2 separate regions of the Homo sapiens genome follow, and region 2 is linked to region 1. Evidence: chromatin contacts called from ENCODE Hi-C or POLR2A ChIA-PET data. All regions are on one chromosome and are shown on one strand. The core of a region is the stretch at or near the end of the contact, and the rest is flanking DNA. Distances in the headings are between cores, read along the strand shown. Region 1 overlaps SLC8A1 (solute carrier family 8 member A1). Region 2 overlaps SLC8A1 (solute carrier family 8 member A1).

Region 1 (2,837 bases), core at 330-2,829:
AACCTTTAATAAGTCAGGATCATTTGGGCATTAGCACAGGCCATCACTATACAGACGAATAAATGATAAGGCTAACCCCAGGGTCTTCAAGATTCACTGGGAGTCCGGGGTATGGGATGGGAAGAATGTCTGCATCTGATTGGGTTTATAGTGGTTCAGAGTTCAACTTCTCCTTGCAGCCAGCATTTGGATACTTTTAATAGCTGTTCTCTGTTACTGGGCAGGACTGGACACAGAGAAAATGATGACACTCTTTAAAATTCCTGGCAATTATTTCCTGCAAGAATGAGATTCCTCCCCGGCCCCAAAAGCTACGTCATGTTTTTATTTCGGTACTAAACGGAGCAAAGGAGCGTGCAAAAATGAAACTGATGCATCTCACTTAGCATTGCAGTTAACGGAAAGGAAATCTCTTGAGAGCAAGGTCTATTTTTTATTTTTAATCTTGGGTAATAATAAAGTTGGCAGTCTGTATATGCCTGAGTGCGTAAACAAATGTACATAGGCAAACTTTCAAACTAGACATCCTTTGTATCAGTAAGATGGATGCTCAATGTCTTGGGTAATACAGAGATACAGAAGAGACAGTCTTTACCCTTGCTGAGTGTGAAAAGATCCTTCGTTTAGTAACTGTAACAACCATTCTTTTTATTGTGTTTTGTGTCTGGGGTGAGCAAGCTGAATTCTGGATTTTATTCCAGATCAGAAATTACTCCTTATTACTAATCCAGTCTTAAGGATTTACAGAATGTTTTTCTTTCAGATTTAGTTAAATTTCCCAGCATGCCTCTGAATGAGGTAAGAAACATACATGTCCTAGAAGAAAAAAAAAGTCAGAAAAAGTGGCATTTTACTGTATTTCATTATTTTGTTATTAGAAGGAGAGGACACAATTTGATACACCAGCATCAGTCATTAAAGGTACGCTCTTGTGTGGGGGAGCTGTGCTGAAGGGATAGAAGCCAGTAGCTAATCCACTGTTATACTTTTCTAGAAGAATAAACAGACTCCTGTGAACTACCAACTTTGAGTATTAGATTAGGATAAATCCAGGAGGGCTTTATTCCACCCAAAATTCAAGTGAAGACAGAGTCTTCAAAAAGCCCCAGGATGAAGAATCACTTCCTGAGAATCAGGGAACATTTACCTTTATTAACCATCATTAGCTGATTCCGGCTTACAGAAATTCCCCTGAGAATGGGTGTTGAAGTAATCACTGCTCTCTGCTCTACTTCCTTAAAAAGAAATCAGTTTTAAATGATGGGTCTTCACTCTTTCCAGACATTCCCAGCTCCACAGACTTAACAGCTTTTCTTTGTAAGTTGCCTGAAGGGAGCAGGGCTTGAAATCAAACTCATTCTCCATTAGACTTGCCAAGGCCCCAGGCAGTGCTGGGGAAAGGTAGCTCCCTTTGCAGCATAACTTTCACGAGTGCAAGTTGGGACTCAAGTCCTGAGACAGCTCACAAGCCCTGGCTGATTTAACTTGCCACTTTGTAGCTATTCTTGGCACATAGCCTGCATAGAGTTGGCCTATGAGACTTTTCTCTGTTTATAGCACCTTTCAACTCAGGCACTGAGAATGCTGACCAACAGTGTTGCTTTTTTTGTTCTTATTGCCCTTTCCAGAAACTATGTAAAATGGAAAACAGTTCCCATTTCTCTCATTCCAGCTGTGCCATCTGAGAGCACATTTCTCAGAGCACCCCCCCAACCCTTTTTTTTTAAATACATGACCACAAAAATGTCTCAGGAATGAAATTCTTTGAAAAGCTAAGACTTTCTTCTGCCCCATCCCTGGTAAACTCCGTTTGTTAATAAGTGCTACCATGGGTGCTTTGGTGAAGTATGTTTCACAGGTGACTCTTGTGAAATCTTACTGTCATTCATTGGCTCATTCCATCAAAACTAAGCAGGCAAGTTATAAGTGCAAGACAAATGGGAGGTACAAAGATGTATCAGCCTGCTTCTAGTAGGCTACAGTCCACCAGGAAAGATAAGCAATAAAAATTCATTCTATTCATGCTAACAGAAGTACAGACAACGTGCTGAGTTACTGTATAAAGAGATTGATTAATTCTATTTGAGAGAACTGAAGTCATGTTTTACCCACCTCTGCTTTTGCACAAAACATTCTTCCTGCCTAGAGCACCTTTGCCTGGCTATTGTTACAGGGTCTTCAAAGACTCCATTCAGATGTCACCTCTTCTTAGGAGCCTTTCTTGAAACTTTTGGTCTGGATTCATTGTCTCTTTTTACTTCATTTCTGTATTTATATCTGTGACATCATATATTAATTATTGATGTGTGACCTCTTTGCTGAAGTGTAAGACCCCAGAAGGCAGGGATTCAATCTTTTATTTCAGCATTCCCAGTGCCTGAATGTCACTCTGCTTTCAAAGAAAATGATTAATAAATGAATTAGTTAATTTAGCATGATGGTATTGCAATTTGTGTGCTTATCAGAGTTTTATGATTGAAGGCAAATGTGATATTTGTATATTTTGACCACCAGTGTTTTACATCAAGAAAGAATAGTTATCCAAAAATGGAATAGATATTTCCATGTACTCATGTGAAAAATTATCTGTGGGGCTTTTCAGAAAATGGGTTTTTGTTACTTTTCCATTAGGACAGATGTTTTATCCTGTGACAGAATGGTAAAATTAAATTTCAGGACTTTTAAGGAAGAGAAAACAACCTTTTTTTTTTTTTTTTTTTTTTAGTGTTTATTTCCTCAGGTTTTATCATTAGATTCTTTTATAATGGCAGACATTCATATTTTAGAGTCATATTTTAGTCAGGTTTACACTATCAATATTCATGTCTGTTTTTGCA
Region 2 (3,292 bases), core at 453-2,952, 120 kb before region 1:
TGCCAAAATGCTTTCTATGAATAGGTTCTGTACCTTATGAATCTTGCACAATAAATGTTCTTCAGCTAGTCTAAAGCTCATGTTGAAATTCAAGTTAGCTGAGTATTAATAGAGGAATGACAGAGGGAAGAAATTATAACTGCAAGGTCTTCCAGACTACTGACAAGGCTGCCTGGAATATTTAATGAGTCAGATGGTCCATGACTTGACTGTTTCAGAATTATAGGGTTCTACTGAATTTACTCCTGCAGGGAAAGTGTGGGCAAATACCTAAGCTCTCCCATTGTGGTCAGTAGTGTCTTTTTTGGTACGCATAAAGACATTAGCTCCTGTTGTGTAGAAAGAGGGTGGCGGATGGGGAATGGGGAATAGAGGCTGGGACTCTTGAAACAGGAGCCATTGAGAAAGCTCCCTGGATTGTTTACATTGATAACCTGCTAACCATGAAACGAGAGCATTTCCTCCTTAAGTAATTAAGAGTTTATTTCTTCTTAATGCCTGGGTTTAATGGGAGAATTTTTGCTTTGCAAAAGGTTTGCTTTTGAATAAGGTGAATTGACATGCTGTACTGAATAATGCCAAATTGCTTGGTATTTTTAAGCTTGCCTTTTTAATGTTTCATATTCAATGAGGATTAACTTTAAATACCAATTTAATCTAAATTTAAATTCCAAAATTGTTTCATGTGGTGTTCGTTATGTGTATTGTGCATATAGCCTACATCTTATACATTTGAGTGTCATTTGTATGTAAGTGTCATTATGGAAGGCACAAATGTCTAATTAGGGGAAAAATTTGTGGCTTTAATTTTCGTTAACTGTGGATCAGCTCTGGAACAGTAAGTCACAAATAAAAAATCAAATGGCACAATTGTGTTGGTAGCTAATAGCAATGACTTTCATCTGAGAGAGACAGTTTACTGAGCACAAAGTTAAAGGAGTAGGTGATGATGGTCTAGTCAAGTTGAGTAGTTGAATGATGACTACAGACACTTGCAAGCTTTCCTTTTACTTTCCTGTGATGGAAAACAAGATTGGGTGGAAACTCTGCAGAAAGACGTGGTGAAGAGTTTTTCTTTTGCACTGGAAAAGATGATGGCCATAATTAGGGAAAATGTGGCGATTAATCCAGGCCATGACAGAAAATCAAAGGAAATTTGAAGTTCTGTTTATCACCTATGTTTCAATCAATAAAAGCCTACAGTTGTGTTACTGGAAAGGGGTCCTAATCCAGACCCCAAGAGAGGGTTCTTGGACCTTGTGCAAGAAAGAATTCGGGGCAAATACATAAAGTGAAAGCAAGTTTATTAAGAAAGTAAAGGAATAAAAGAATGGCTACTCTCTACTCAGAGCAGCAGCATGGGCTGCTCAACTGATTATACTTACAGTTACTTCTTAATCATATGCCAAGGGGTGAATTATTCCTGAGTTTTTGGCAAAGGGGTGGGCAATTCTTGGAACTGAGGGTTCTCCCTGTTTAGACCATACATGTTAACTTCCTGATGTTGCCATGGCATTTGTAAACTGTCATGGTGCTGGTGGGAGTGTCTTTTAGCATGCCAATACATTATAATTAGCATATAATCAGCAGTGAGGAAGACCAGAAGTCACTTTCGCCACCATCTTGGTTTTGGTGGGTTTTGACCAGCTTCTTTACCACATCCTTTCACCAGCAAGGCCTTTGACCTGTATCGCGTCCTGTGACTAAGAATGCCTCACCACTTGAGAATGCAGCTCTGTAGGTCTCAGCCTTACTTTACCCAGCCCTTATTCATGGATGGAGTTGCTCTGCTTCAAATGCCTCTGACAATTATACACTTAAAGTTAGAAAATTAGATATGGGGCAATCTGTATATGTATTTTTTAGTACCCAATTACAGTTTTTTATGTGTACTAACTTCTGTACTTAGACACATGACCCATAAAGTCAAGAAAGAATCATTAAGAGCCTTTACTCATTTTAATGAATTAACCTCATAACCACACACCCAAAATGTAAGATCAATATATAAAAGTAAGTATAGATAGTTCCCCATAAACTTGGGATATAGTATTCAGTTAGCAAAATCTTACACTAAATGTAAATAGAATCTGCTTTGGTTTCATGACTTTGGGGAACTTTTTTTTTTTTTTCACTTAATGTGACAAAAAATACATATTAAGAACTCACAAAGCTTTCTTTTCTTTCTTTTTTTTTTTTTTTTTTTTTTTGACTGGCCTATTAATTCAAAACTAGTTTCCTTACTATGCAAGGAGCTTTACTAGGCAGTAAAATGAATACAAAGTTAAATTTAGTATGGGAGAAGAAATGTTTGTAAATATCTGTAATACAAAGAATCATGTTAAAAAAAATAGCATAGAAGAAAAACAGGTAACATGGAGATTTAGACCTTGAAAGGTTTGGGCAACATTCTAACAGTCCAAGTTGGGTAAAGAAGTTTAAGGGGAAGAAATAGTATGAACAAATACATAGAGGCAGGAAAACTTGTAGCGTGTTTGAAGAATGGTACAAGTACAGTTTCTCCGAAGTGTAGGGTTCTGAAAGTAGATGGTGTTTGGAAGATAACACTGCAAAGTGCAGGCATGCCACAGAGAAATGTCTTAGATGTAGTAGAAAGAACAGACCCATATAAGAAGACTTGCAATCAGGTTTTTCCCTTATTTCTGGGTGATGATTTCTGCAACTGGAAAATAGTAATAAATGTGCCCACCTCACAGTGACCTATGATGGTGTCTGTGTTTTCTAAACTGTAAAACACCATGCAAATACAAGATACAGATGTCCTCCTCCTCGTGGCACCAAAATTCTGTGTGGCTTCCTTTTTCTCCTCCTCTCTCCCAAGTTTTTCAAATGTGGCTTTTCCCACTGAGTTTACTGCTCCCTGCCCATTTCCTGCCTTTGCTTATTACACGGAGAACTGGCTCTCTGGGCAGTGCTCCCTATGCCAGTTGGCAGACAAAGTCCTTAGAAGGCAGATGCTCCAATTCTGACATCATCACCAAAATCTCTTCTAGTTTTCTGAGAAGAGCCCTCTCCTACCCCCATCTTGCAAGGGAACTGGTACCTTTCTTTCCGTGGCTCTCTGTCCCTCCCACCTCATTTTCCCTCTGAAGGAGGTAGTTCATTCCCCACTGAGTTTGCCAGCAGGAACACCCTCTCATTTCCTCCCTGTCTGCCTGCTTCTCCTTCTCCCCTTTCCTCCTCATGTGATCCATGAAAGTTTTACAAAGGACTTTGACTCAGGCCAAGAGAAAACAAAAGATTAGAAAAGAAGAGTCTAGTGAATGCATGG

What was found. A loop is a pair of places that touch in the nucleus more often than their neighbours do. ChIA-PET counts read pairs that join two places held with the same protein, here RNA polymerase II (POLR2A).
Region 2: a loop to region 1 is called in a map of PC-9, with 2.2 times the contacts of the local background. The contact joins two enhancer-like sites. A Hi-C loop is called at or near these places in 1 of 168 maps with a recorded cell type or tissue (PC-9). POLR2A ChIA-PET finds 5 or more read pairs at or near these places in 3 of 52 experiments (AG04450, BJ and Panc1).

Annotation. Positions count from the first base shown.
Region 1 is chr2:40,280,138-40,282,974 of GRCh38, reverse strand. All of the region lies in intron 2 of SLC8A1 (solute carrier family 8 member A1), which reads left to right. Among named protein-coding and RNA genes, the nearest start is that of SLC8A1, 170 kb to the left of the region's middle. Within about 2 kb of position 1,579, at least 11 of the 41 ENCODE cell types and tissues checked have a DNase peak (open chromatin) inside an H3K27ac peak, as active enhancers do.
Region 2 is chr2:40,400,486-40,403,777 of GRCh38, reverse strand. The region is part of intron 2 of SLC8A1 (solute carrier family 8 member A1); the gene reads left to right. It also overlaps the pseudogene LOC124905995. Among named protein-coding and RNA genes, the nearest start is that of SLC8A1, 50 kb to the left of the region's middle. RefSeq lists an enhancer at 1,555-1,849. Within about 2 kb of position 1,702, at least 4 of the 41 ENCODE cell types and tissues checked have a DNase peak (open chromatin) inside an H3K27ac peak, as active enhancers do.